Regions from separate parts of the Homo sapiens genome. Here regions 1 and 2 are each linked to region 3. Evidence: chromatin loops called from intact Hi-C (ENCODE). Cell type or tissue: CD4-positive, alpha-beta T cell. All regions are shown on one strand. Each heading gives the region's core, and the rest is flanking DNA. Links, peaks and the distances in the headings are about the cores only.

Region 1 (8,000 bases), core at 1-8,000, 59 kb after region 3:
CTGCAGCTCCAAAATCTCTTCCACAGTCCACACCTCCCACTCAGCTCCAGATCCCATCACTGCTGCCAGCTGGTCATCCCCCCGAAGGAGGCTCAGAGTCTACCTCCCAGGCCCTTGGCCACTGAGCTCTTGGAGAGTCCTCTCTCCCTGTGCCCTTTGCAGCTCCACCAACCCAACCACCAGCTCCCTCCTCCAAGCCTCACATTCTCCACCTCCAGGCTTTGATCAGGCACAGAACGCCCTTCCATGGAATGCCCCTCCATGCCTGTGTTTCCAACCTACTGAATCTGGTGGACTGACTGCCCGAATCTGAGACTTAGGTCAGAAGGCACCTCTGTGAAGCCTGCCATGACACATTATAACATGCGTCACATTATAGTTTACCATTTACACATCATTCTCCCCAGTGCGAGCTTCTTGAGCGCAAAGATTATGTCATACTAATTTCAATATCCCCAATGCCTGTACAATGCTTGTTTCATCATAGATGCTCTAAAATTATGTAAAGAGAAAGAAAGAGAGAGAGGAAGGAAGGAAGGAAGGAAGGAAGGAAGGAAGGAAGGAAGGAAGGAAGGAAGGAAAAAAAGGGAAGGAAGGAAGGAAGGAAAAAAGAAGGAAAAGAAGGAAGGAAGGAAGGTAGGTTGGTTTTCAATATTCGCTTGAGTTCCTCTCCCGGAGCCCCCAGCCAGAAGCTCTAGCACATCGTGAGTCACGGAGCCTCCATTTTCATTCTTCTCAGGCTGCCTTTTCCTTCCCCACCACTCACACACCTGGATGGCTCTGTGCACAGTCAGAAAGCCAGTGCTCAGGGAATGCAAACTAATTATAGAAGCTTCCAGAACTGAACCTCACTAAGAAGGCACCTCTGCTGGTGGGATGGGGGTGTGGGCGGGACCAACTTCCATTCCAAAGCCACACGTGAGTTATTTTTAGAGCCCCTGCCTCTCGGATGCCCTCCGCCAGGGTGACTAATCCAGAGCTGACTCTCTCCCACAGGCAGCACTGGGCACTTAAAAGAACGCTGGGCTTGGGCTCCTGGACTGTGTTCTGAGGCCCAGCTCTGCCCTTCGGTGGTCATGTGGCTCTGTCACATCACCTGTCTGTGCCTGTTTTCTCATCTGCAAAACCACACCAGCCTCACAGGACTGTTGTAATGGTTGAAAGAGAGAGCACTGTGAAAATGCCTTTAAACTGTAATGCACTGTACAAATGTAAGGAAGGACCAGCATGCCCGGTACTGGAACCCCTGGAGCATAATTCTTGCAAATGCTTGGCAGGGAAAGGGAATTACCTGAGGGAGAGGATGGCACTGGCCACCTGAGCCACCTCCTGCTCTGTGACTGCGGGGCTGCTGAGAACTGCTCGGATCTGCTCAATCTTACTCTTTGCATCTAGGATCCGGGAGGCCAGGCCACGGTCCTCCAGCCCAGGCCCTGACCACAGGCTGGCGGTGGCATTGCGGAGTCTACCAAAGCGCAGGGCCTGCTCCCGGAGGTCCGCATCATAGGTCTGGAAGCAAGGGTGGCAGGCCACGCACACCGGGTAGCGATTACAGTAGCCTCGCTGGCACTGGTCACAGCGGGGCCCGGTCAAGCCAGGGCGGCAGAGGCAGCGGCCTGATGCCTTGTCGCAGCCCGGGCCCTCTGTTCCCCGGAAATCACAGTCACAGGCTAGGGCCAAGAAAAATGACAGTCAGAGACAGGGGTCAGGGAGACAGAAGCAGCTGTCAGGGAGAGCCCTGAAGAGGAGGTCTGACCTGAGGCTCTTTCTACATGACTTAGAATAACAGAAGTCGCAGCCAGAATAAAAGCCATGGTAACAGCTGCAGTGAAAGCAAACGCTTACTTAGCACCTACCATGTGCCAGGCACCACTTAAAGTCACACACACACATTAACTCATTTGATCTTCACACCACTCTGGGAATTAGCACTCTTGTTTTCCCACTTTTTCTAGATGAGGCAACTGAGGGACAGAGAGGTTAAGTACAGCATGCCTCTTCCTCTAAGAAGGAAACCAAGTCTAAAGAGGGGAAGCAGCTCCCTCAAAGTCACTCAGTGAGGCAGGGGCAGAGCTGGGACCACAATCTGGTCTGCACACTCCAAGGCCTGTGCTCCTGTGGTGACATCAAACTGACTCCGTGGGAAACGACACCCTTTCCCCTTCAGGACTCACTTCCTCCATCTATGAAGAGGGAAGAAACAGCCTCCCCTCCTTGCTGCTGCCCTGGAGATGGCTTCTGGGAAATGCTCTCTCTCTCTCAGGGAAGTGGGGAGCAAAGCAACCAGCATGTCACGGGGACGCAGGAACAGCGGGCATAGGCCTGCCTCAGGGGCTTGGAGGCCATGCCAACAGGCCGGAGTGTGTGCACTCACAGGGCTGCCCAGGCCCACACCACATGCATCAGTACAGGACATCCTGCCCTGCTGCAGACCTACACGCCCCCACCATGTGCCCACCCGCGTGCTCGGCCCCCAGAGCCTCAGCGTCCCCCAGGCTTTGAGCATGCACCTCGGCATCCTGTGGCCACGTCTCCATAGGTCCGGTCTGGACACTGGCGGATGGCTGCAGCGCTGCACATCAGGCCACCAAAGCCTTCCCGACAGGGGCACTGCCCTGTGAACTGCGTGGGGAGAGCACCGTCAGTGGACCCTGCCTCACAGCCTCTGCCTTACCCTGGTGTCAGGGACTGTGTCCTAGATTCCTGGTCCACAGGTAGAATCCAGGGCTCATGGCCACCTCCAGAGCTGCTGTGCCCACAAAACAAGGGCTCCCACTCAGAGATGAGCCTTGAAGTCAAGGCCCAGCATAGGCCCTTCAGAAGGTGTGGTGCATATGGTATTACTGACGGCCAAGAGCCACAGAGGGAGGGACATCTGGTGACTTCCCCAAATGAGAACGGGGACAGAAGACGCCCAGTCTGACAGGGGAGAGGCCTAGAAGGGCAGCATGGAGGGGCAGCAGAGAGGCTGGTGCTCAGGACCCCCCTCCCACTGAGGGGGCCCCCGGACCACCCTCACTTCGTACCTGGTTGCACTGTGGGCTGAGGGAGTTGTGCGGGTCGCAGGCACACGGTTCACAGCCCTGGCCACTGGCCAGCTTCCAGTGGTAGGGAGCACACTGGTCACATTTGGGACCCACCACGTTGGGCAGACAAAGGCAGCGCCCACTCTCCTCGTCACACGGCATGTCCCTCCGGGACCCCAGGATGTTGCAGTCACAGCCTGCAGGAGGAGAGCTGCTGAGCTCAGGCAGACGCTCCATGAAAAACTCACCCCCAGAGGACACACATCCAGGGAGGGGCGCTGCCTGGGAAAAGAACTGGGCAGGGCCCTTCCCTGCAGATGACATGGCTGACTCACAGGACCCCTGCGCTGTCCCACCAGTTCCAGCCACCTGGCAGCTCAGCCGCCTGCCTGCCCACCCTCCATCTGGCTGACTCAGTCCCACCTTCCAACTCGGACGTGTGCTGCCACCTGCTGGAGGCCAGTGGCACAGCATCTGGCGCTGGGTAAGAGGGCAAGAAGTCCGGACTCCTGGCAAAGGCCCGGGCATACCCCCTCTGTCTACCCTGCAGTGGGATTTCCTCTGAAGAGAGCACAGTGAGCAGGGCAAGCCGTGGGTCTGGTGGCCCCATGCAGCCCACCCCACGTCATGCTGGGCCAAGCCCCCTACTCACGGTGGCAGCCCTGCGGGTTGGCGTAGGTGAGTCCAGTGAAGCCCGGCTTGCATAGGTCACAGCGCTCTCCCTGCACATGCTCCTTGCACACACACTGCCCGGTCACTGGGTCACAGGGAGCCCCTGGCACTGCCCCATCCGGATCACACTCGCAGGCTGAGAGACAACAGCAGCCACCGCAGTAGGAACAAAGAAAAGTAGAGTTCAGAGCAGATTCCAGGAGCCAGGCTGCCTGGTTCAAATCCTTGTTCCACCACTGGATTTCAAATTCACAGCCTTAGTCAAGTTACTTAATCCCTCTGTGCCTCAATTTCCTTGTCTATAAAATAAAAATAATGATACAGCCTTCATAGGCTTCTTATGAGAAATAAATTAGTAAATGGCTGTGCGCGGTGGCTCATGCCTGTAATCCCAGCACTTTGGGAGGCCGAGGCAGGTGGATCACCTGAGGTCAGGAGTTCGAGACCAACCTGACCAACATGGTGAAACCCTGTCTCTACTAAAAATACAAAATTAGCCAGGCACGGTGGCGCATGCCTGTAATGCCAGCTACCAGGAGGCTGAGGCAGAAGAATCACTTGAACCTGGGAGGCGGAGGTTGCAGTAAGCTGAGATGGCGCCATTGCACTCCAGCCTGGGCAACAAGAGCGAAACCATCTCCATTAAAAAAGAGAGAGAGAGAGAGAGAAAGAAATGAGTAAACATAAAGCAGGGGGAGCATATTTGGCACATGCTAAGTACTATAGAAGCGGTTTTGTTGTCATTACTTACTGAGCAACTACTCTGTGCCAACCACTGAACTGGGAACTGTCATATGTTGCCTCATGTAATCTTCATGATAATCCTGGAGATTATTATTCTCATTGTACAGAGGAGGAAACCGAGGCTCAGATATGTCAAATAACTTATTCAAGTTCTCATTACAAGTTCATGCAAGAAACAGGGATCAAACTCAGTTCTGTCTCACTCTTCCCAGAAACAAACATCAACAGAAAGTGACTCAGCTTTCCCCAACCCCCACTCCCTGACTTCTTTCAGACCTTTCAAAATGTAAGACCCCTTCATCCAGAAAGTCTTTTCTGACTAAACCTGCCCGAATCTGATTGCTTCAGTCCAGGCAGCCCTCTCCTATATGAAGTCGCTGGCTCTTGTGTGCATGTTAAGCTGCCTCTGCCTGTTGCCTCCCATTACATTCACAAACACTCCCTGAGCATCAGTTATTTTCCAGTCAGTGTGCTAGGGCTAGAGGATGTGAGAAATAATCCTCGCCATGGAGGAGTTCTCGATGTTGGGAGAAATAGAAAATTAAATCACAAACCTCATTACAACATGGTAAAGGCAATCATATACATACGGAAAAGGTGCTTTCATCCCTCTTCTGCAGGTGTATACAGTTTATATTGCCAAACAGTGTGTGTGTTCCCTGATGGCACAAACTGTATCTTATGTTTACTTTTTTCTTCCCTATGCCCCAAATAAAGCCTAACTCTTGATTGATTGTCTGATTGATGGTCCAGAGAGGTTAAGTGACTTGCTCAGTAATAGCTAAATTAAAATAATCTCCCACAAATCCTGACTCACAGCCAAGTTTTCATGCTCCCTGAGGGCCTTGGTGTGCCCAGGAACATGTACTCTATTGTACCCAGAGGAGATGGGGAGTAACAGACAAATGACACTCTGGGACTCCGGAGCCTCTACTCACAGATGCAGGTCTCCTGAATGGAAGCTCCCGGGCGCCGGTTCCGGAAATAGTGCAGCTGACACCGCTCACAGTTCTTGCCTTCGGTGTGGTCCCGGCAATTGTCACACACACCTCCATATGCCCCCTGGCTGGCGGCAAACACAGCGGGGTCAAAGTGACATGTCTCTGAGTGCCCATTGCAGTCGCACCCTGGAAAAAGAGAGTCCCAGGGCTGACATCTGACCCACACCTTTGCTATCTACAGAGCATGCTCCACAAAAGCTCACTGGCATCTGTAACAACTCTGCAAGATGATCAAGGCAGGGAAGTGGGGAAACTGAGGGCAAGGGAGGTTTGTATAACTTATTTAAGGTTACATGACCAATAAGAAAGCAGAGGAGAATAAGAACTCAGCCTTCCTGATTCTTACTGTTGGAATAAACCCAAGAACAGTGGCCATGTTGGGCCAAAGAAAGAGCCCTTTGAATGCTCTATCCCCAACCCTCCCACTGCCAACACTGGTCTCCTCCTGGGTCACTGCCTGTCTCCAGGATGAGAATCTCTGTTTTCCTCATTTATGTAAACAAAGGGCCTGATTCTAGGGAGCCATTTGAAGTAGGAAAAATGACAATAGAAAAACCAGATATGTCCTAAACAGGGTAAAGCAACTGGAGAGGCCAGAAGAAGCAGGCTCTAGCTGGGGACAGTGGGAGGATGTCACCCAAATACTCTCTCCATCCTCACAGAGCCAGGAGAGCTTGAATTGTAATGGTGCAATTCAGTTTAGATTTACATAAGAAAGACTGGATCCCCCTGCATCCCAGGTGAGATCATCAAGGCCTAGAGGGGCCAGCACTCGACCCAGACCCTACAGGGGAGGGGTGATCCAAAGCTCCTACTTTGGCATTCATGGGCGTCCTGGCCCTCCGCCGGTCTCCAGGGCCGGTTGTTGTAGAAGGGTGCACAGCGCTCACAATTTGGGCCGGCAGTGTTGTGCTGGCAGACACAGACATCGTGGACCTGGGAGGGGGACCGTCAGCCATCAGGAGTAATCAACAAAGAAGGGCACCAGGGATGGACCTGCCCACTGCCCTCTGACCCTCTGCGCACCACTCAGGATCTGGCTTAGATCCCAACCCTTCCAGGAAGCTTCCTCTGAATGCCGCAGACTTCACCCAGCTCCTGTGAAACTGTCTGCTATTGTTCTGCACATATGAGCATGTGTGTGTGTGCACGTGCGTGTGCCCGCACTGCTCCCCTAGTGAGGTTTTTGCAAGCTCGCTGCTTGCACTTGGACACCCCCATGACACCCAGTCAGAGGCAGCGCTTGGCAGGTGCTCAGACACCCTTGGCAAACTGTGGGATCCAGAAGCTGGTGGGGCCCTCTGGAGATTTCTATTCCAACAATCTATGAATACAGTTGTTTGGTTAATGGAACTGTTGTGATGAACTGTCACTAGACTCATTAAGGTATAAAAATAGAATAGCTGTTGCGTGCTAATTGCCTTCCAAATTAAGCCCAACACCTTCAGCTTGGCATTCAAGGACCTGTATCATGTTAGCTGCATTCTCAGCTCCCATGTCCTGCTGACAGCATAGCAAGATGAACTTCTAGCTGCTCCCTCTGCAAGCCCTACTTTCTCCACCTTTTGGCCTTTAGCAATGGTTTTTCTTCTGCCTAGAATTCTCTTCTCTCTGTATTCATTCACAAAATCCTGCCAGCTAGGCTCCAGCTAGAACGGCACCTCTCTCATAAGGCCTCCCTGGTGCCTCTAATTCCATAGATCTCAACACTGCCTGTACCTCAGTGTCACCTGGGGAACATTTTTTAAAATGCCAAGGTCCAGACCCAATTCACTCTGAATCTCAGGGATGAGACCCAGGCAGTGGCACCTTTTAAAAGTGGTGATTCCACTGCATGGCCAGATTTGAGGACCACCAGGGCTGGGTGGCTCCCTCCCACCTCGTCATGTCATAGCATGTTGTATTCCCTCTGTGTCACTCAGCCTTGGGTTCTAGGAGTATGTCTCATGGGCCCTGACAGATGACACACTCCCTGAGCTGGCCTCCCTCTGTACACCTCTGCAGCCTGGGGCAGAATTTGGCCCAGAAGTGGAAAGAAGAATGCCAGCTGAGGCTTGTGCCACCTCTATTTCCCACTCAGGCCATCTTACATGATTTCCTCCTGTCCCCCTGTCACTAGGACAGCTGTCACGCTCCCATGTTGGGTCCCTCTGCTTCTTTGCTCAAGGTTCTCTCTTCTCTACCTGTGGTTCTCAAGCTTGGTTTCACAGCAAAACCCCTTGGGAGGGGAGGGCTTGTTAAACTGGAACGTCTCAAACCCCATCCCTGCTGAAGCCAATCCGCCTGGTCTAGGGTAGACTTAGCATCTGTACTAAACATTGGTCTCTCACCGTGCCCCATATCTCACCACTAGCTGAGACTTTAAAATCCCCAAACCAGTGGCTCTCAGACCTGGCAGTACATTCGAGTCACCTGGGAGCTTTAAAAGCCAATCATAAAATTAGAATATCTTAGGGTGGAGGGCTGGGCAACATTTTTAGCTCTCAGTGAAATTATAATGCATAACGAGGGTTGAGAATCATTGGCTTAAACTCCCTCCCAATTTCCACACTTATGT
Region 2 (10,170 bases), core at 1,019-9,018, 1.5 Mb before region 3:
GAAGTTTCCCGAAGAAGAAATTCTCCCTCTAGACTGCTTTTGTACTCAAGGCTGCATCATCAACTTTTGCAGGAATTTTTAGCCAGCCTGACCTGCAGATTTCAGACTTGCTAGCTCCCATGATTGCATGAGCCAATTCTTTAAAATCTCCACCCCCTTACACACACACACACACACACACACACACACACACACACACACACACACACACCCTATTGGTTTACTGGTTTTGTTTCTCTGGAAAACCCTGACTAATACACTTACCTAAAACCAGCTCAGTGTGGAGGTGCCCAGACTCCTCCTGAGGGGAGATAGGTGAATCCCCCTCTCAGGTCTGGTGAGTGCTCCAGCCCGTTTCCTACTCCACTTCCTTGACTTCTTGCTGGGAATAGTCCTTCTGGGGTCCTTCTGTGCCCTCTGCCTCCAGCCTCTTTGCTCCCCTCTGTTGCTGTTATCCTCTGCCTGTGGGCTGGCCCTGCCCTCTGGCTCTCAGGGTGAAGAACTACCTTTCCTAGTAGGCCCCAAATCCTTTTCAGACCCTTGATCTGGGCATGCTTTCAGGAGGCCATCAACAGACTCTTGTAGCCAACTGAGCCCTGTCTGTGGCCTTAGCACATGGAAATTAGGCTTGATCCACTTCTGTCTGCCACTTCCCATTTACCTATAGCATGTTCACTGGCAGGTTCATAGCTGGTTCTGCCATTGGGTGAAACCTTGATTCATCTTCTATTTTCCTATGTTAGCATCCATGACTAGTCTCCTAAGGACTTAACTCTCAGGCACCAACTTTCATCTCCAAAACTTCTATTAATTCAACTTCTTCCCACAGTCAGATGGAGATGCTCATCAATTCCTGCCTGTAGGTCCTCCTGGGCTGCCTGTAAAAGAAGGATGTATGGTGGCTGGGTGCAGTGGCTGAAGCCTGTAATCCCAGCACTTTGGGAGACCGAGGCGGGCGGATCATGAGGTCAGGAGATCGGGACCATCCTGGCTAACATGGTGAAACCCCGTCTCTACTAAAAATACAAAAAAATACAAAAAATTAGCCGGGCGTGCTGGCGGGTGCCTGTAGTCCCAGCTACTCAGGAGGCTGAGGCAGGAGAATGGCGTGAACCCAGGAGGTGGAGCTTGCAGTGAGCCGAGATCACGCCACAGCACTCCAGCCTGGGTGACACAGCAAGACTCCATCTCAAAAAAAAAAAAAAAAAAAAGAAGGATGTATGGTTCATTCTCTCTCCTGCTCATTTACCTATTGTAATACTTAGTCCATTACATACATTACCTTATTTAACCCATATAAAAACCTTATTGGATGCATATTATTATCCTCATTTTATTGATTTGAAAATTGATGCACAGAGAGGTTATATAACTTGCCCCAGACCATACAGCTTGAGGATGGAATTCAACCCGAGGCAATCGGAATCCAAAGCTTATGCTCTTAGCAGGGGATACATGAAACCTAGCAATTAGAAAGGAGTAGGGGTGAGGAATCAAGATAAATGAGACAGAGACATAAAGCAAAGCCAGGAATAAGATGAATGCAATTACATGCAGTAGAAATTTCTGTGCATGTGCTTTGGTGGGCTGCTCATTTGGCTGCTGACAGGTGGAAGCCTCCTCTGTCTTTCAGCTCACTTGCTGAGCTGAGATGTTTGGCAGCTCGTGGTGTTGATATGATCAAGCGCAGACAATCAGCAGCACCCATCTCCCTAAATTCTCTTGAGTGTCTTATCATGCAGGTTTTACCCTCAAATTGAGGAAAATAGGTCTCTGAGAATTCTACTGACACAGTTTGGCAAAATTATTTTGCATTTGTGGTAAAAATGAGATAGAAATACCCCTAATAAAAGGGATGAATCTTTTTCTTATAGAATAATGATTTGGTATTGGCATTAGAGTGTAAACCCAGGGAAAGCTGCAACTTCAGGACTTAGCTTTTCCCTCCCTTTGTGTTCCTAATAGTACCTAGTCTAGTGTCATGCTCATAGCAAGTGAGGAAGAGATATCAATTGCATTGAACAAACATGACTATTGGTGAATGAGGAAGAGTGTCTCCATAGGATCTTCTTGTTACAAGAGGAAGGATCCATTTCTGGGGTGGACTTCCAAGTATTCAATGGTTCTAGAGCTAATGAAAGGTAGTGTGGAAAGTGCAGTGGAAAAAGCCTGTGCAATGTGAAGTCTGGAATCAGACCTCTGTGGCTCTACCACTTTGTAACTGTGCAGTCTTAAGTAAGTCCCTTAACCTCTCTGAATCTCAGACTAAAAAATGGAAAACTCTTATCATGTGAGCATGAGAAGCCTACAAGGGAGGATGTTCCAGAGCCTGGCATTTGGTAGGTGGTTCCCAAGTTCCATTCATTCCATCATCTGTTTATTCAGAACATACTCAAGGGGCATCTGCTGTGGGCCAGGGTCTGTGCTCTGTTCTGGGAATACGACAGTGAACAAGACAGACCACCTGGTAGCTTCCATCCTCTTCCTTTGCTTCCTTGCCAGAGGATGGTAGTTTCTGCAGCAGGTATTTAATAATAGGGATACCCTAAGTCCAAGTTGTTGAGGGGACAGATGGCGGTGGGGTGAGGGGAGCAGCAAGAAGATTGGAGAAAACTCAGGGAAGTAAGGATCCTGTACTGAGAAACGTCCTCCTCTGTCCAAATTTCCCTGTATCCCAGCCTCTTGTGAAGCCAGGAGCCCAGTCAGGCAGTGACAGAGGCAAGACTCATCTAACTGCTCTGTCCCACATTGGAGCTCACCAGGGCCATATTGTTGCTTTTACTGAGAAAAGACACATTTTTCACTGCTAGACACTCGAGTGCCTCCAGGGTTCTAGGTTTGCATTTCAGAGAGAAGAGGAGGATGGTTTAAAGTTAGTAAAAAGCTCTGGTGCACTCCCCAGGCCCAAGGGTGCACTCCCCAGGCCTGAGGCCCACTGTGTTGTTGAAAATGACACACTAATTACATGCAGACCTCAGCACTGCACTCTTCTCCTCTCCTCCTGACTCCTCATGGTGTTATGTTTGCATTTTTCTCACCCTCAGGACCAGCTTTTGCATCTCTCCATTCCATCTGGGAAGGGTGTGTGTGTGTACATGTGTGCGGTGTGGATGGGGGACCCACAAACACTGTGAACTCAGAGGCTGCTAAGTCGGGACTAACAATCTTCCCAATTATGATCTCTTTGAAGCTGTAAGCACACACTATGTTTACCAACATGCACTTGTTTACATGTTTTGTTTTACAAGTCCCAGGCCCCATTCTCCCTTGTGTGTTGGCTGTCCATGTTAGACTGGAGGCACTCTGAAGGCAGGGCCTGCACCTCATCCTTCAGGAGGCTCTACTCTTAGTGCCTGGTATAAGGTTGAAGACCCAGAACTCTCCTGGTCCCATTATCATGGAAATAGTGAGCAGCAGTTTGCTTGCATGCTCAGTTGAGATGTCAGATGGATACTTGAGTTATTCTCATCTATTTCTCTTACCAGAGAGAAGAAGTGTCACCCACACATGTTGGAACACCAGAACGTAAAATAGATGAAAGTACAGAGGAGGGGAGGAGGCATGACCTCCTAGGGTTAAGGGACCCCTAAGGATTAGGAGTCCTAAGATCAATTCCCTACCTCTCAGGCTTACTGTGGAATTGTGATGTTTCTGCTGCCTCTGGACTTTGTCTGCCCAGCTACTGTTCTCCCCTAGGCAGGGCCCGCCTTCTTGTCTTACCTGCACTGGATCTAAAAGCACACACTATCTGGCATCTTTCCCTTTATTTACCTTTAATCCTTTAACTGAAAATGACCAAAAAAAAGCAACCATAAAACCCCTTCTCAAGGCATGGTGAAACATTCCTTTTTAAGCAAGCCTATGCTTTTCACTACACTAAAAGGTTGATGAGGACAAGGATCATGTCTTTCTCACTTATTATGTTATCCCCCAGCACTTACCACAGTGCCAGGCCGTGCTTAATACGTTTTGTACAAGCACAAGAATGCACTTTGTATACATGAATGTACAAACACATGAAGAACATGTATTAAGCATGGAGGCAGAGGAGGATCTCATTCTTCTGAGACCTCCCTTCTCTCCTGGGAAGGGGTCCTAACTCATGGAGTACACTAGCTGCCTCCAGTTGGAGGAAAGCTGTATTCTGAGGTCTTGGGGCTAGGGGGCAGTGTTCACCTGCTGGTATAAGCCACGGTATCTCGTGTGTGTGTGTGTGTGTGTGTGTGTGTGTGTGTGTGTGTGTGTGTGTGTGTGTGTGTGTTATGTTGATGATGATGACTGGTACATTAATAAGCTCTGGCTCCAGAGAGAATTCTAAAACTCCCTCAAAACAACTTAGCTCATATTTCCATGAGTACCATTCTTAAATATGCCCTTAAAATGTTATTCTGCATATATGCTGCTGAACAATCGGGTTTATTTAAAGATTTAAGGTTTTTTTAATTCAGTAAACTTTATTTATATATAACAACAGTACAAATTGTGTCCTCAGCTTGCAAAATAGGAGTGTTTCATATTTACAATAGGTACACAATAATATATTAGAATAACAAAAAACCCCACTTTATTGGAACATTTTAAATACTTAATTTTCTTACAGTTTTTATTCCACAACACCTGTAAAAACAACAAAACCAGACAACCATCATTGTATTTTCTTAAAAATATATATAATACAGATTCCAGTGTGTCAAGAGGAGTGGGTTTGAGCAGGAAAAGTTGTGGGGAAAGGCAGGTGGGCTCCGGCCCCTAGTCTCATGGGATAGAGAGCTTGTCCCTTCTGCCCTTACACACGCAAGAATATCTGTTCTGTTTGGGGGGAGTATTTCCATTCTGCCTGCCACCTTCCATGCCAAGATGAAGGCCAAATAAGTCAAAGTGAGGACTTTGAAATGCAGAAGATGTTTCCTACCTTCCTTGAGGCCAGGGTAGGAGGGAGCAGGCTGCACTGCAGCAGAAAGAAGACAGCTCAGGCTGAAGGGAGAGCTTCTCTGCTGTGAGAAGAATGAGATGTGGGTGTCCACGAGAGGCTGAGGAATCTCCAGTTTGCTTATTGGGTGGAGGCCCTGTATGCCAAGCAGTGGCTGTGATCGTGTCTCAGGACTTTCCCTAGCACTAGTTAGAAAATACCAAGAGTGAAACTTTATCCCTCATTCATGGGGATCACTGAGCTCCAGATACTAAAACGTCACACTTCAGGGAAACTAGGGAAGAGAGACTGAGTTATGGAAAGGATGCTACCATTTTTCTCAAAGCATGTTCCTGAGACAAGGCGTCGGAAGGCCCTGAAGTTCATCTCCCAAGTTCCCCGTCGATCTGCTCCCACAGCCCTGTGTCTGTGAAGCCACTTTGCATTTTCTCACCCACTGAGCCTCCTGAGTCTCAATTCTTTTCTCTCTGTGCCCAGGCCCCAGGAGTCTCATGCAAGACACAGCGTGGCTGGGAAAAAAAGACGGCCTCTCCTGGAGCAGCTGCTGGATCAGTATTTACCAGGAGCAGGTTAATGGGGGCAGGCGTGGCAACCGGGATGCACCTGGAGATTTATCAGCCAGAAGCTTTCAAATGCTCCCTATTTGTTCTGCCCAGGCCATTCTTCGTCCAGCACTCATCCATTGCTTCTGTTTCACGCTCAGCAGGGCCAGGGGTCTTGACTGCTATTTCCTGTCCTCATTTGGTGGAACTGAAGGAAGGTCAGAAGCTCAAGCAGCAGGTGAAGTGCAGCCAGAAGAGATGGTGGCAGTAGAAACAAGAGCAGCTCTCATCGCTGGGGGAATGGCCCCAGAATAAGGTAAGGCAGCTGGGTTGGTCTGCTTTCTTCCTTTGCTGGACCACTTTTCCTACAAAACTGGTACCCTGTGCCACTAGGGGAGGAGAACTGTTGCCTGCTAAGTTGGTGGCAGGAACCAGCTTCCTGAAGGATATAAATTCGCTGGAAGAAAGACCTTGGTTTTGTTCCGTGCTGTTTTCCCATCTCTAGAGCAGTGGCTGGCAGACAGTGGCTACTCAAGAAGGTTCCCAGATGAATGAATGCAGGAAACAGTTCCCTCCTCCAATGAGATTAACAGCTGATCCATGCTTTTAATGACTGAACTCTGTAAAGAGGGGAACCCTCTGCCAATGGGGGATCAAAATGGTTTTGAGAGCCCTGCTGTGGAGAGAGGTAGGACAGCAAGCACAGAAGCACCTGACCCCATGCAGAGGACGGGAGGCAGCAGCAGGGGCCAGCTGGAGGGAGTGCTCTCCATTGCCCATTAGCATCCTCTGTCTTGCCAAGCACCCTTCTGGGGTCCTCTTCCTTTTCCAGAGCATTGTCTCTTGTGCAGATCAATGAAACGAAGCGAAGCTGGATAGACTTTGGAGAGAGACTTCCCTCTCTGCCTCCCCCAAGATGAATGGCTTCTTGTGGAGAGGAGCTGTGGCTTTAACACTTCATCCTTACCCAAGGTCAAAATATCCTCAAATTGGATAACAGGGAGAAGAGAGGCCAACCAACTCCCTCTTTTTCTCATCCAAAGGGTGTGGACTTCATTGGTTCTTGGTGGCCCAAAGCGAAGAGGTGTGGAGGAGGAACAGGTGGGCAGCTGGAAAGGGGGCAGGGCCTTATAACCTTTCACCCTCATGGCGTGGCTTGAGTCCAGCTTTTTCCCTTTTCTTAATTCCTTCCTTAAGGATGCCCCAGGCTACTTCCTTTGTCAGCCCAAGTTCCCCAAGTCTCTCATGGAATCCTGAGAAATGTGGCCAAACCACTCACAGCCAGCTCCGGCTCTTCACTCTCCACCCTCCAATTGGCCATTGCCCCATCATTCTCCACGCTCTCCACAAACCTTCAAGGAAACGCCCCAGGGGCAGTGAATCGTCTCCAAAAGTAACTGCTGGGAGATGCCAGGTAGATGCATTGAGTTAAGGGCTGGTAGAGATGCTACTGAGATGTCCGACTGCCTTTAACTTCTTGGTGGAGCAAAGCCTGGATGCCAGTCTGAGCAGCCATGCGGCCAGAAAATCTTCACCCAAACAGAGCTCAGAAGTTAGATGGGGTGGGCTGAACTTTTTTACAGGTAGCATAAGGTCTCCTGGTCACACTCTTCTTACCTATATCTCCTTTCCTTTTATCTCCATAAATTATGGGCTCTGCGCTGATAAGCTTTGAGTGCTATGAAGAGCAAACACTTTGGCTTAGTGCGGAAGGCCAGTCATTAGTATTTCCTTCAGGCTACTAATAGGGCCTGAGAAACTTTAAAGAAGTGGATTTTCAAAAGAAAGTGGCCTTGGCATGGCTGGTTGTGAATTATAATGAAAACAGCAAGTTTCCTGAGTATTTTGCTGAATGCTTTTCTCTTCCCATTTGTCAGCCGCATTCAGGCAAGAAACTAGAGCTGGGGAGACCGGGCAACGTCTGCTGTGTGGTTAGACAGCGATCCAAAGCTACACGCCAAGGATGGAAGCCAGACCTCTGCGCTCCCCTCCCCCAGCCCTCTCCTGGGAATCACATGTGGTCAGCAGGGCCTTTGGAAATTGGAACCACTTGGAGGTAAAGCAGGGCACGGAGAAGCTGGAGCCCAGAGTTAATAACAGAGAAAATGACCCTGGTCTAGTCTCTCTTGGAGGAGCTGGTCTAGCTTCCCAGCATCATAGCCTAGGATTCCTGACCCTTTGAAAAGTGAGGAAGGGCAGCTTGTTCCTCTTTGTCTTCCCCAGTCCCACACCTTTGCTTCCACTTGTCCTCCTACCCCCTGACTCCAGTGCTGCTTGCAGAACAGTTGGAGCTGGCTGCTCGGATCCAAGGTAATGTGGGAGGCCTGGACACTCTGATGGCTATCCTGGCCACCAAGGTCCTGACACTCACAGAGCGCCTTTCCTCTCGATGACTCCCACTGGCTTCTATGGGGCCTTTGGACCTGGGCATGGAGCTTTGGTCTCTTTGTTTGGAATCTACACTCAGGAGAATTGGTTATCCATAGTTTTAGGCATCATCAGAAGAGACAGAGAAGGAAAGTCCAGTGAGAAGTCATCCACTTGTCCTTCACACTCACAAGTCCGTGAGAGGCAGAAAGAGAGGCAGAAGGTAGTAACGTGGGCATGCCACAGTCATTTCTACTGAGGAAGTGCTGTAGGCCCAGATGGTCAGGAGCTTCCGTATATGAGCGAAGGGTGGTCTCCCCTCTCCAGGCACGAGAGAATGAAAGAAAGAAAGCATAATAATAAATACTGCAGCTTCTGTAACCTATGCTCTTCAAGTATTGCTTGCTGTAAACAGTGTTTGATTTTTGTTTTCTTTTTAATTGCCAGGGACCACTGGATGATTGGAGTGAACTCCAAAGTCAAACACCTATGTCTCCAAATCAACTTTCAAATGGAACCTCGTGGAGGCCTGGCCCACACACCTCCAGGCCGTTTCCCCAGGGTGCCTGGTTTATGACAGGGATTGATATGAGGCAGGGCTGCCAGGTGTCTGGTCTGGGAGAGGCCCACCTCACCCCACTTCTCATAGTAACTTTAGGGAAATTGAAAGGAAACATATCAAAGACCAGCTCCTCATTTGTTGAGGTTTAGGATTAAATAAAACAAAACAAAAAACAGTAGCAAAAAGCATTGGTACTATCTAGGTACACATCTCCTCTCAAAAGATGAGAATATACAGGTGTGTGGTAGATAAAGCTCAGTTTCCAGTCAGCCAGGGTGAGCTCTTGATGGCTTTGCAATTTGTGCAAAGTTCTGGAAGTTCCATACTCCTCTGGCTGCCGGGATAATTCCAGGTTTTACTGGCCTCTGTTTTTGCGAAGTGTTTGGTGCATACTTGTGCTCATCATTCTTCTTCTCCTCTTTCTCTTTTTTTTTTTTTTTTTAATTTCAAGGAAAAGGAGACAGTCATTTTCTCTCCAATGTCTCTCAGCATCTCTGCTTTCTCTGGCATTTGGAAATAGGCATTATATAAAGAAGGAGGAATGGGAGAAAAGATGGAAGGGAGACAGAAATCAGAATTAAACAAAAGTTGGACGGGATTAACAGGGCGGCTTTTTGTTTTATTTCTGTTTTTTTCCCTTTTTCTTAAAAAAATTAAATAAAGTTCTCATTATTTCCCCAATATACATCAAATGAGTTTTCATGCAAAGCAGCAGTCACAGAGGCAGAACTGTCCCCAGCTCGTGCCTCTCGGCTTGAAGAACCACCTTCTCCCGGCCCCGGGTTCTCTGGTGTTCTCACTGAGGATGGACGACGCCCACTGTCTCTCCCAGCTGGAACTGGCTATGACGAAACTTGGCTGGCGTAGGGAGAGGAGTCCTCCCCTCTCCCCAGGATGGGGTCTCAGGGGACAGCAAGCTCTGGGGCCTGATCCCCATCACTTGTCCTTCCATCTGAGACTCCCAGTGTGACAGCTTGGACAGGTCCCTCTTCCCAGGAATGCGAGGCTCCTCCTCTCAGCTCTCAATGGACATGGCATTAATGAGCTGCTCCACCTTATAAGCCAGCCGCTGCCGCCGTGCCTGCTCATCCTGCTCTAGGGCCCCGATGAGCTGAGGAGCAAAAACAAAGGCAGGAAGACTTCAGGACTCAGAATAGAAGACACCATTTTCTGGAGTCGTTCCCTCTTTGCCCTCTGTCTACCTTTCCATTCTGCCTTCATGCACATAACCTTAAATAATTTAAATGATTAACTGAATGAATACATGCACACACACCTATATATATGTATGTATGTATGGTGTTTCAAACATTCTCTGGCATAGGAAGTGCTATGCAAGTGTTAATTATTGCTACTACTACTACTACTTTCACGTTCAATGCTAAAGAAGCTTTGTGAGTTTTCCAAAGGTATCCTAATCAATCTCTATTCATATTAGGGTCCACCTGTCTATCTGAAATGTAACTGACAGGATCTGCCCGAATGCAAAGAATAGTTTGATTCATTAAGAGAGAATGAAATTAATTATACCATACTTTGAACTGAAAAACAAATGATTAAAAGTGTTATTTATTGTGTTAACAATGAGTGAAAGACAATGAAGTGTATAAAGCCTTCAGTGAATCAGGAGTTGAGTTGCCTCATAAAGGAATGATAATTTTCGAGCTCATGGGCTTCTGACTCCCTGAATGTGTTTTCTAAATTGCCATCTATTTAAGGACTGAGTCAGGCTTCCTGCTCCTTGCCTGTTGGTTTCTGTCCCTGCTGGG
Region 3 (10,170 bases), core at 1,356-9,355:
TGGGACTACAGCATGCACCAGCACACCTGGCTAATTTTTATGTTTTTAGTAGAAATGGGGTTTCACCATGTTGGCCAGGCTGGTCTTGAACTCCTGACCTTAAGTGATCCACCAGCCTCAGCCCCGCAAAGTGCTGGGATTACAGGTGTAAGCCACCGCACATGACCATTTTCCTTTTCTAGAGGTAAGAGCTCAGAGAAGCCTTAATTGAAATAATTCCCCGCTACCCACATATAGATCAAAAGACAGGCAAGATGAGGCGAGACTGTTTGGAAGCCTGGAGAAGATTGGCACCACTTTAAACATGGCCCTCCACATACACACCTCCTCATACCCAAACATACACATGTTCATGCCACATGTCCTTAAGATTTATTTTGTTAAACCCATGAAGTGAAGACCATCCTCTCTACAGAGTCCCCCTGCCTGCCTGCCTGCCTGCCTAGAATCTCCCTGTGTTTTTATTTCCTGTACTGGGTGATTGATTACAGAAGAGCAAATTAGCTCCTACTGCTTTTAAGATGCATTTTCTTTCTTAAAGAGAAGATGATGTGAGCATTACTTCTCCCTGTCCACTGTGTGCCTTGGCTTTGGGCCTGTAGTCACTGCAGCTTTGGTAGGGCCTTCCTGGAAGGGAGGAGTACAGCAGCATCTGCTAGCCTGCAGCTAGGCCCACCCTGGGGGCCCAGTCCTGCACCCACTCTGCTTTCCCCAGGCTTCTCCTCCTGTCCCAGGAGACTCTCTGGTTACTCCAAACTATTTTCACCCTTCTCTCTGTACCAATACATGTGAATTCAGTTGCCTAGCAGAGTAGATGCTGTTGAATGAATGATGAAGTAAATGATGAATGAATTATAAAGACTAAAATCTCAACTTAATGAAATAAATGTGCTCTGGGCTCCAAAGCATGCTCCCCTGCCCACATCTCTGTCTCTCTCCTCTCTCTGTCTCTCTGTCCTCTCTCTCTCTCTCTCTCTCTCTCTCTCTCTCGTGGGTCTTGCTATTCAAAGTAGTTCCTGGACCAGCAACATCAGCAGTCACCTGGGAGCAAGGTTCCAAGGAGACCTATATACAAATTAAACCTCGAGAAGCACTGCTGTGTGGTCCTGAGTGGAGGCAGGCTGGTAGACAAAATGATCTCTCAAGGCCCCTCATTGCTTTACATGTCTCTCAACATGATCTCAGATAAAGACGGTTACGAGAAGACTTAGCCCAGGGTCACTGTACACCTACAGGGCCGGCCTGGAATGTGGAAGGTAGAATTTCAACTCTTTCCCTCCCGGTCTAGTCCTTCCTGCTGTAATGCTCCTTTGGAGGTCCCAGCTGACAGAGTCAGAGCACAGCATGGCTTTGCTCTAACTAATTGCCAACAGTTGGCTGAAGCTACATTTGTTATTCAAAAAGCCTCATTAATCTCCTAATGCCAGTGTAGCCATGGCTGCTAATGGTGCCTCTCATCTCCCCACACCCAGTTCCGGATGGGGCATCCTGGCTCCTGGCAGCAGAGCAGCAGGAAATGGCTTCCTTCTCAGAAGGCTAAGCTAGTATCTGGGGTCATGGAGCCGGGCTGATTTAGAACCTGGCTGAGTTCCACCTGTGGATGGAGTGGTACTAGGAGGCTGGACTCAAATCTGGGTCATCCTTGGGTCACAGAGCCTTGGAATGGTTCAGGTAGGTGGAAGAATGGATTATAGAATACCACAAGAAGGCTTATGTGAGACCTCTTGGATGAGCTGAGCTGAGCTGCCCCCTCACAGCCAAATCAAGAAATCCACTGCTTGTCTCTTGGGTATAGGGATGGGCTCTATCTCGCGAAACCCTGCAGCATGTTTGGACATGGAAGAGGTGCCTTCCAGAAAGCTCATGATGGGGAAGTCCTGAACAACTAGAGAGCCTTTGCCAAGGTTGAATCGAGGTTGAAACCTGCATGTATCCTATGGCCCAGAGAACATGATTTCAGTGCTTTCCTGTCTTCTTTCTCTAAGTTCTGCCTCTGTGGGTCTGTCTTTCCACGACTATAAACTCCGAAGGGACGGGATCTGCTGTGTCTTTCACACCTAACCCCTCACATCCCCAGTACTGGCCCTGCTGACTCATGAGCCATCCACCTGACTCACAGTCAGATATGGAGGTACAGGAGAGAGTATGAGGGGGACGGGAAGAAGGAGAAATAGCAGAGGAGAAAAAGGAGCAAGCAAAGAAGAGAGCTGGCAGAGCATACCTCTGGGCAGGGAGAATACGATGAGTATCAAGAATAAGACGCTCCGTGAAGACTCATGCCACTGCCCCCAGTGGCTATGGGTCTGGACCCAGATGGGTGCACCAACCGCAGCAGCAGGGCTGAGACAGGCGCAGCCTAGGAGGGCTCCATCCTCTTTTTACTTCCAAAATTTTATTATAACATTTTCCAGACAGAAAAATTGAAAGAATTTCACAGAAAATGCCCAATATAGATAGTGGGTATATAGGTGCCCATCTTTTTCGCTGTTTTTGTTTTTCCAAGGGACCAGATCCTCTGGCCTCGATCAATTCAATCCCATCAGTATTGCCCAAGCTTAGATGCGCGGGCAGCCTTCTCACCAGCCATTATTAAGGTATTTGTTAGAACAACACTGCCCCCTGCTGACTACAGGCTCTCACTTCTCTGGGACGGCTCTGCCTTGCAAAGGGCTAAGAGAGGGCTGGATCAGATTGTTCCTTCCCAGCCCTTTGCTTTGTCCCTCCCGTGTCTACCCTTAGCTTTGCCTCCACCCTCAACTTTAGTTCCTGGGGCACCCGCCCAGGCACAGCAATGAGCACCCGACTGAGACTCAGACAAGCTCAGACAATTAAGCAATGTGTGAGGCCAGCAAATGTCTTTTATCTTCATTTTTCTACAACTTTTCACTGAGTACTGCTTGTGTGAGGTGCAGCACTAGGGCTGTAGGCAGGGCAAAGCTATGTCTCCAGGCTGTGGATAAATAACTTGACCGCCTGGAGCCTCACTTTCCTCCTCTGTGAAATAGGGATCATCAGACTCTTTCTTTTCTGCTTCAGAGAGGGGCTGTCAAGCAAAGAATGAGAAAGAGCGCAATGAACCTGATGGTTTCAGACATAACTGGGAAGATCTAGAAAGCATTCACCTTCTTAAGGCTACAACTGAACCTATTTCCAGGTGATTTCTTAACTTCAGGTAAGTAGCTTGGGCCTTAGTATATGTATTAGTCCGTTTTCACGCTGCTGATAAAGACATACTCAAGACTGGGGAATTTATAAAAGAAAGAGGTTTAATTGACTCACAGTTCAGCATGGCTGGGGAGGCCTCACAATCATGGTGGAAGATGAAGGAAGAGCAAAGGAACATCTTACGTGGTGGCTAACAAAGAAAAAATGAGAGTCAAGCAAAAGGGGTTTCCCCTTATAAAACCGTCAGCTCTATTGAGACTTATTCACTACCGTGAGAACAGTATGGGGGACACTATCCCGATGATTCAATTATCTCCCACCAGGTCCCTCCCACAACACATGGGAATCATGGGAGCTACAATTCACAATGAGATTTGGGTGGGGACAGAGCCAAACCACATCAGTATATTTGTAGTTAAATATTCTCAGGTGTTTAGTGTTTAAATATCTCTACCAAAGGAAAGAAGTAAAGCAGAATGGATCATCCCAAACACTGGTGGCCTCTGGGGCAAGCTCCCTGTATAACTGGAAGCTGACAGAGCGAGATCTCACCTCAGGCTTCTGGCACCTGTTTCATTCAAGATCAGTTACAGCTGTGGTTCTCAATCCTGAGCTAGATCAGAATTACCTGAGGGAGTTGTTAAAACCCAGACTCTGGCCCCATCCTCAGCCTCTGATTCAGCTTGCGTGGGGTGAAGCCTGGGGGTTTGCATCTCTTAAACATCCCCCGATACTTACCTGGGACCAGACTGGGAACCACTGAGCTCGGCTCCGCTTTGGCAACAACTCCTGAATCTCAGTGACTTTGCACCACAGAAGTTTATTTTTCGCTTGTGCTACCCATGGATAAGAAAGAGTCAGTGCAGCTCTGCTCCACATAGTCACTCAAGAGCCCAGGCCCACTTAGGTCCCCCCACCCACCTTATAGCTGCAGCTTCTGGAACATGTGACCTTCTTGGTTGCTGTGGCACAGGAAAAGAAACTGAAGAATCATGTGTGGGCTTTTAACTGTCTCAGCCCAGAAGTGATGATATAAGCCACATGCACTCACATTTCACTGACCAGAGCTACTCACATGGCCCTGCCCACATTCCAGGCAGGAGTCTTCCATGTCTCTAGAAGAAGTGGATTGGATGTTGGTGAATGCTTGTACTTGTGGGGACAAGAATGACTTTATTTTAAATGGTAATTCATCATGTAACTTATGACTAACCCCGAGTCCAGGAATGCCTCCAAAATGTCTAGTTGATGTATTACTCTTTATGTAGGAACATCTATTCATTGTAAGTTTCCTCCAAAACAACCCTTGTAGTTGCAGAAATCAAAGGCTGTGACACCCATAGCCATCTACACATCCCTTCCAGAGCATGTATGCTTTTTCTTCAAGATATAAGCCCTGGGTCTGGGGGGTGTTGTGGTGCAGAGATCTACCTGTCTTGGGACCACCCAAGACCTTGCTTCTGCCTGTAAGTTCCCCATAATAAATCATTCAAAACTGACAAACTATATTTGTCTGCCTCTTTCTTTGGTTACTTGGCTCCTTCTGCATTTGGAGGTTGCCTTATACATGCGGCCCTTTCATGGAACAGTACTGTCAACCATACCAAGCAAGCATATCTCTTTTCACTCTCAAGAACATGTGTGATCACAGCAAAATGGGGTGGTGGTTAGCGGGAACAAATATCTGGCCTCATAAGTCTTGGTCATTTATGATGATGATGATGATGATGATGACAGAAAATAACTACTGAGTGCTCACTATGTTCCAGGAACTGTTCTAAGTAGTTTTTGTGTATCAACTCGTTTAACCCTCACAATAACCTTACATGGTAAGTACCATTTATACCCATTTTATAAATGAGGAAACTGAGGCAAAGTGTGATTACATCGCTCACCCAGGTCATAGAGCTATAAGAGACACAGCTGGGATTATAATCCAACCAGTCTGACACCAGAGTCCATGTTTTAAATCACTGTTCTGCTCTATCACTACCCAGCTAACTTTATTTTTGAAGATAAGAGGAGACTATAGTAGAAGGCCTGATTATGATTAATAGATAAGTGAATAGTTCAAACCCGAATAATCCAAATACAAACAGTTCTACAGAGAGGGGATCCCCACCCAAGCATCTCTACTGATATCCCAAATATGCCCAAATATGTCAAAATGGTTTCCAGTTCCAACAGAAGGGCTTTCAGGGTCCTCACCAATGCCCCACAATGTCTGGAAGGCCATTCAGGTAGTGTCTGTTCCCCCCTAAAATCACACTCTTCCTAGTAAATTGATCAGGAGGATGGACAATTTTTTTTTTTTTTTTTTGCATTTCTCAAAGAATTGCCTCCCAGGTCATACAGATCCCCCTTAGGAGGATCTTATGCCCACTTTCCTCCCTGTTTCCCCCTACACTTCCCCTTGGCCCTATTCCATCTGGAAAGACAAACTGTAGAGTCCCCAACCTGACCCAAGCATCTACTCTTTCTCTACCCTGGTGGGCCAGTGGCAGGTTCTTATTTGACAATATCATCATAAGAGGATTTAAGTCTTAGCATCAGTAAGAAAAAGCAATTCTTCAGGTTGAAGCATCTACACAAAAAATAACCTTTCTCCCTACTGATTGTGATAGCCTCTTGTAACTTCAATAAGTATGCTATTAAAAACTCTGTTTCTTTATTCTGTCTCACCAAATACCCCCTCCCCACAATAAATTGAGAAATGAAATATATATATATATGAGATAGAAAAATCCCACCTGGACTCACTGGATTAGGTGAATTTGTTTTCCTCATTGGTGGATGCGTAGGATTTAGCTGCAAAGAGCCTCTGGCCAGCAGAGGGCGATAGTCTCATAGCTTCAAATGTAAGCTACAGGTCCGCCCTCAAAGGTATCTCTCGGGGAATGTTTCCCTCATCAAGAAGAATCTGTTTAATCCGAAACACAGGACGCTCGATGGTTCTTGTTAGTGCCTCAAATGGAGTCAATCAGTGGCCTCAAAATGTCAGATTTCCTCCCTGGGTTTTACGAGTCTCTCATTTCCTGTTTTTCTTAATGAAAGTTCAAAATCTCCCTGGCAATGATTTTGAATCACCACAGTTTTCAAGAAATCTGAAAATCCTATTTCTTTTGGTTGGACAGCCATCAAAGATACATGTCAGTCATTCCATCCATCTCTCTTTCTCTCTCAGTCACACACACACACACACACACACACACACACTCAACTTTCACAATTCTTGCTGACAGCTCAAACCCATGTCTGCAACCAGAGATCCAGCAGAGAAGAAGGAATGGTTGGAAATTGACTAAGCACTCCAACAAGTTATTTTGCATCGATGATCTGTGTTATGAGAGGTCTCCAACCTGCTCAAAGGTGTGCTTAGCATTACTAAGGGCACATGGAGTAGTGGCTAAAGCAATTCTTTCTGGTCCGGTCTCCAGGTGGTTAAAGGCATGAAACATATCTTTCCTCTCTTGCAAGAGTACCTATCAGATGGACCAGCAGTGGGGATTGTGCTTTGGAAAAAGGCAACAGCAACCCACCTCTTGGCTAATTCTGACATAGAAAGCATATTGCACCCACAGCTCCTGAAGGGCACCCCATGGGCTCTGACTCAGATTGAAAGGGAAAAAATGGAGATCCAAGATTTCACGCTGTCAGCGAATCCGTGTCTTCAGAGGGTGGCAAAGGCAGACTTGGGATCCTTGGGAGCTCTCCCTCCAGCACTTGAGCCGGGAGGCATGCTGAGCCCCATAATTCCTTACTGCAGCCCTGCCCAGCCAAGCAAGCTTCCTGCCCCAGAGTTCAGTCTTAACCATCGCTGCGGAGGTGCGTTAGTTTGCTAGGAGGACTGCCTAACAAAGGTCACAAACTGGGTGGCTAAAATGACAGAAATTTACTGTCTCACAATTCTGGAGGCAAGAAGTCTGAGATCAAGGAGTTGTCAGGGTTGGTTCCTTCTGAGGGCTGTGAGGGAGGATCTGTTCCATGTTTCTCTCCTAGATTTGGGTGATTTGCTTGCAATTTTTGGCATTCTTTGGCTCATAGAAGCATCATCCTATGATCATGAACCTTTATGTTCATGTGGCGTTCTGCCTGTGTGTGCCTGTGTCCAAAGTTCCCCTTTTTATAAGGACATCAGTCTTACTGCATTAGGGGCCCACCCTCCAACAGTATGACCTCATCTAAAATTAACTAATTACATCTACAATGACCCCACTTCCGAATGAGGTCACATTCTGGGATACTGGAGGTTTGGACCCCAGCATATAAATTTTGGAGGGACACAATTCACCTCATAATGGGAGGGCATGCCTCCCCTAACGACCAACCCATCTTCCAGGCTAGATGGGGATGCCAATGGCCAGGGGATAAAGCAAACAAAAAAAAGCCACATTCATTAAGTAGATTTTATTTATTTTATTTTATTTTATTTTATTTTATTTTATTTTATTTTATTTTATTTTTTTAGACAGAGTCTCACTCTGTCACCCAGGCTGGAGTGCATGGTGCGATCTTGGCTCACTGCAGCATCTGCCTCCTGGGTTCAAGTGATTCTCCTCCCTCAGCCACTCAAGTAGCTGGGATTACAGGCATATACCACCACACCCAGCTAATTTTTGTATTTTTAGTAGAGATGGGGTTTCACCGTGTTGGTCAGGCTGGTCACTGATTGGTAAAATTTTAAACAAGAGTGGTATGTTCCATCAATCCAGCAGGGCTAGGAAAGAATGGGAATGGGAGAAGGACAAAACTAGAGGAAATAAGACCAACTCAGAGGCTTTTACTATAATCCAGGTAAGAGATGATGAAGTCAACCCATGAAGAGATGGAGAAGAACATGCAAATATAAGAAATATTTAGGAGGTAAAATCAGCGAGGCTTGGAGGCTTATCAGATGTTGTGGAGTAAAGGAGGGTGGAGAGTGCAAGTGGCTCAGACTTCTAGGTTGGATGATGGAGAAGACGACAGAGGACACAGGTGGAGGAACAGGTGGGGAAGAAGATGTCAGGGTCATTGTATGGCTCTGCTTTACCCCAATCCTTCATGCTCCCGGCTTCACTTCACTATCTATTATCTAATGGTTTCTCACTCCCTGTTTAGGTGCAGTTGTGGACATGCTGAACTTGAAGTGACTATAGGACAGGGGTGGTGTTCATCCCTGCCTTCAAAGAATTCATGTTCTAATAGAGACGACAGACTCTATTAGATGTGTGATCCAAATATGCCTAGACTCAACTACTTACAATTCCACATTCCATGCTCCACAATCCCCAAAGTGCCCTGGAAATCTAAATAGAATTTTTTAAAATATAAATTTGAAGTAAGTTCATTTGGCAGCAAAACGGAACTGAATGGACTTGAGCTCACGACTTGACTCATCAACTGTGAACAGGGGTAGGTTCTACACAGAAGTTGTGATGCCCATTAGAGTCATATAATGGGGAAATGAGCATTTTCCAGCAGAAAGGGGGTAGAAGTGCAGAAAGGGGAAAGGGTGCTGTTTAGACCTCGTAGATGTTCTCCATGCTCATCAGACCTCACTGGCTGTCAATATTGCATTATTCTTCCTGTTCTATAGATAAAACTAAGGCTCAGATTCATCTGAAGTCACCCGACAGGGACTCAAATTTAGAATGGAAAGCTCTTCTATGAGATGAGAATTTGCAAAGAGATGCTAGGACCTGAACTGTTTGTTTGTTTGTTTGTTTGTTTGTTTGTTTGTTTTGTTTTGTTTTAGATGGAGTCTCACTCTGTTGCCCAGACTGGGGTGCAGTGGTGCAATCTCAGCTGACAGCAACCTTCGCCTCCCAGATTCAAGCATTTTTCGTGTCTCAGCCTCCTGAGTAGCTGGGACTACAGGTGCGTTCCATCGAGCCCAGCTAATTTTTTGTATTTTATAGAGACGGAGTTTTACCATGTTGCCCAGGCTGGTATCGAACTCCTGAGATCAGGCAATCTGCCCTCATCAGCCTCTCAAAGTGCTAGGATTATAGGCATGAGCCACCATGCCTGGCTCTGAACTGTCTTTATACTAAGATTTGTGATTGATTGACTTTTTCATGTCACATTCCAGTTGTTTTCATGTTGAATAAACATCACCCATAGACGTGTTTTGTTTTACACACCTGAGCTCTAATATACCCTTCTCCAATCCATGGGCTAGAAGCAGAATCTCTCTCAGGGGTCTTGTTCTGAAGGGAGAAATTTTGCCATACTCTTCTTGAGAAGATAAAAGGTGCAGAACAGTCCTTGAATTTAAAAACTAGAAGTAGACAGCCGGGCACGGTGGCTCACGCCTGTAATCCCAGGACTTTGGGACGCTAAGGCGGGCGGATCACGAGGTCAGGAGATCGAGGCCATCCTGGGTAACATGGTGAAACCCCATCTCTACTAAAAAATACAAAAAAGCCAGGCGTGGTGGTGGGCGCCTGCAGTCCCAGCTACTCGGGAGGCTGAGGCAGGAGAATGCCGTGAACCTGGGAGGCGGAGCTTGCAGTGAGCCCAGATCGCATCACTGCACTCCAGCCTGGGCGACAGAGCAAGACTCTGTCTCAAAAAAAAATAAATAAATAAAATTTAAAAAAAAAAAAAAAACTAGAAGTAGGCTTTGTGGAACACAGAGGAAGCAGGTAATACCTGTATGGATGGTTTATCAGTGTCTCTGCTGCAGGTTTCATATGTCAATTCTATGCACAAAATGTCTAATATTTAATGGTGGCAGGAGGCAGAGTCCCTTGGGATTCCATCAGACACTAATGCTGCCTTGCTCTGGTTAGAAGGCTGGGATATCTGTGCCTGTGTTCACTTTTTGGAGAAAAGAGGACAAAGCAATGGTCATGAGTCTGGTCTATTGACTTGTTGGCTCATTGCACCCTCAGCTCCTCAGCTGCAACTGAGAGAACTTCAAGCCTATGTACCCAGCAGCAGACTCAGCATGGTCCCAAGCCTGGACACCAGGACCGTCTTCCTTTAAGGAGCCTCAAAGCCCTTTTAGTTCAATGTTCA

What was found. Hi-C counts contacts between places; a loop is a spot of excess contacts. Peaks named below come from ENCODE experiments on the same cell type or tissue, not always from the same donor. Only the 100,000 strongest peaks of a DNase experiment are listed, where the experiment ranks them.
Region 1: it touches region 3 in a loop (11-fold over the local background); 73 of 110 quality-filtered maps call a loop at or near these places.
Region 2: a loop joins it to region 3, with 17 times the contacts of the local background. A loop is called at or near these places in 2 of 110 quality-filtered maps.

Annotation. Positions count from the first base shown.
Region 1 is chr1:209,624,357-209,632,356 of GRCh38, forward strand. It overlaps LAMB3 (laminin subunit beta 3), which reads right to left. Exons shown (of 23, transcript NM_000228.3): 9 at 6,259-6,379; 10 at 5,381-5,569; 11 at 3,679-3,834; 12 at 3,027-3,223; 13 at 2,511-2,622; 14 at 1,292-1,670. Among named protein-coding and RNA genes, the nearest start is that of MIR4260, 4.8 kb to the left of the region's middle. RefSeq lists enhancers at 4,992-5,493, 5,494-5,995. In CD4-positive, alpha-beta T cell, for the core only: CTCF peaks have their summits at 3,479 (motif pointing left) and 3,679; DNase peaks (open chromatin) are centred at 2,915 and 3,465.
Region 2 is chr1:208,017,827-208,027,996 of GRCh38, forward strand. It overlaps PLXNA2 (plexin A2), which reads right to left. Exons shown (of 32, transcript NM_025179.4): 32 at 4,416-9,512. The coding sequence ends at 9,417. Among named protein-coding and RNA genes, the nearest start is that of LINC02767, 64 kb to the left of the region's middle. In CD4-positive, alpha-beta T cell, for the core only: no CTCF peak of the experiment used is centred there; a DNase peak (open chromatin) is centred at 4,175.
Region 3 is chr1:209,563,633-209,573,802 of GRCh38, forward strand. LOC105372899 (a long non-coding RNA gene) reads right to left here and starts at 4,191. Exons shown (of 3, transcript XR_922537.2): 1 at 4,087-4,191; 2 at 3,904-4,001; 3 at 3,316-3,355. In CD4-positive, alpha-beta T cell, for the core only: CTCF peaks have their summits at 2,610 (motif pointing left), 2,811, 5,986 (motif pointing right) and 6,192; DNase peaks (open chromatin) are centred at 2,609 and 6,019.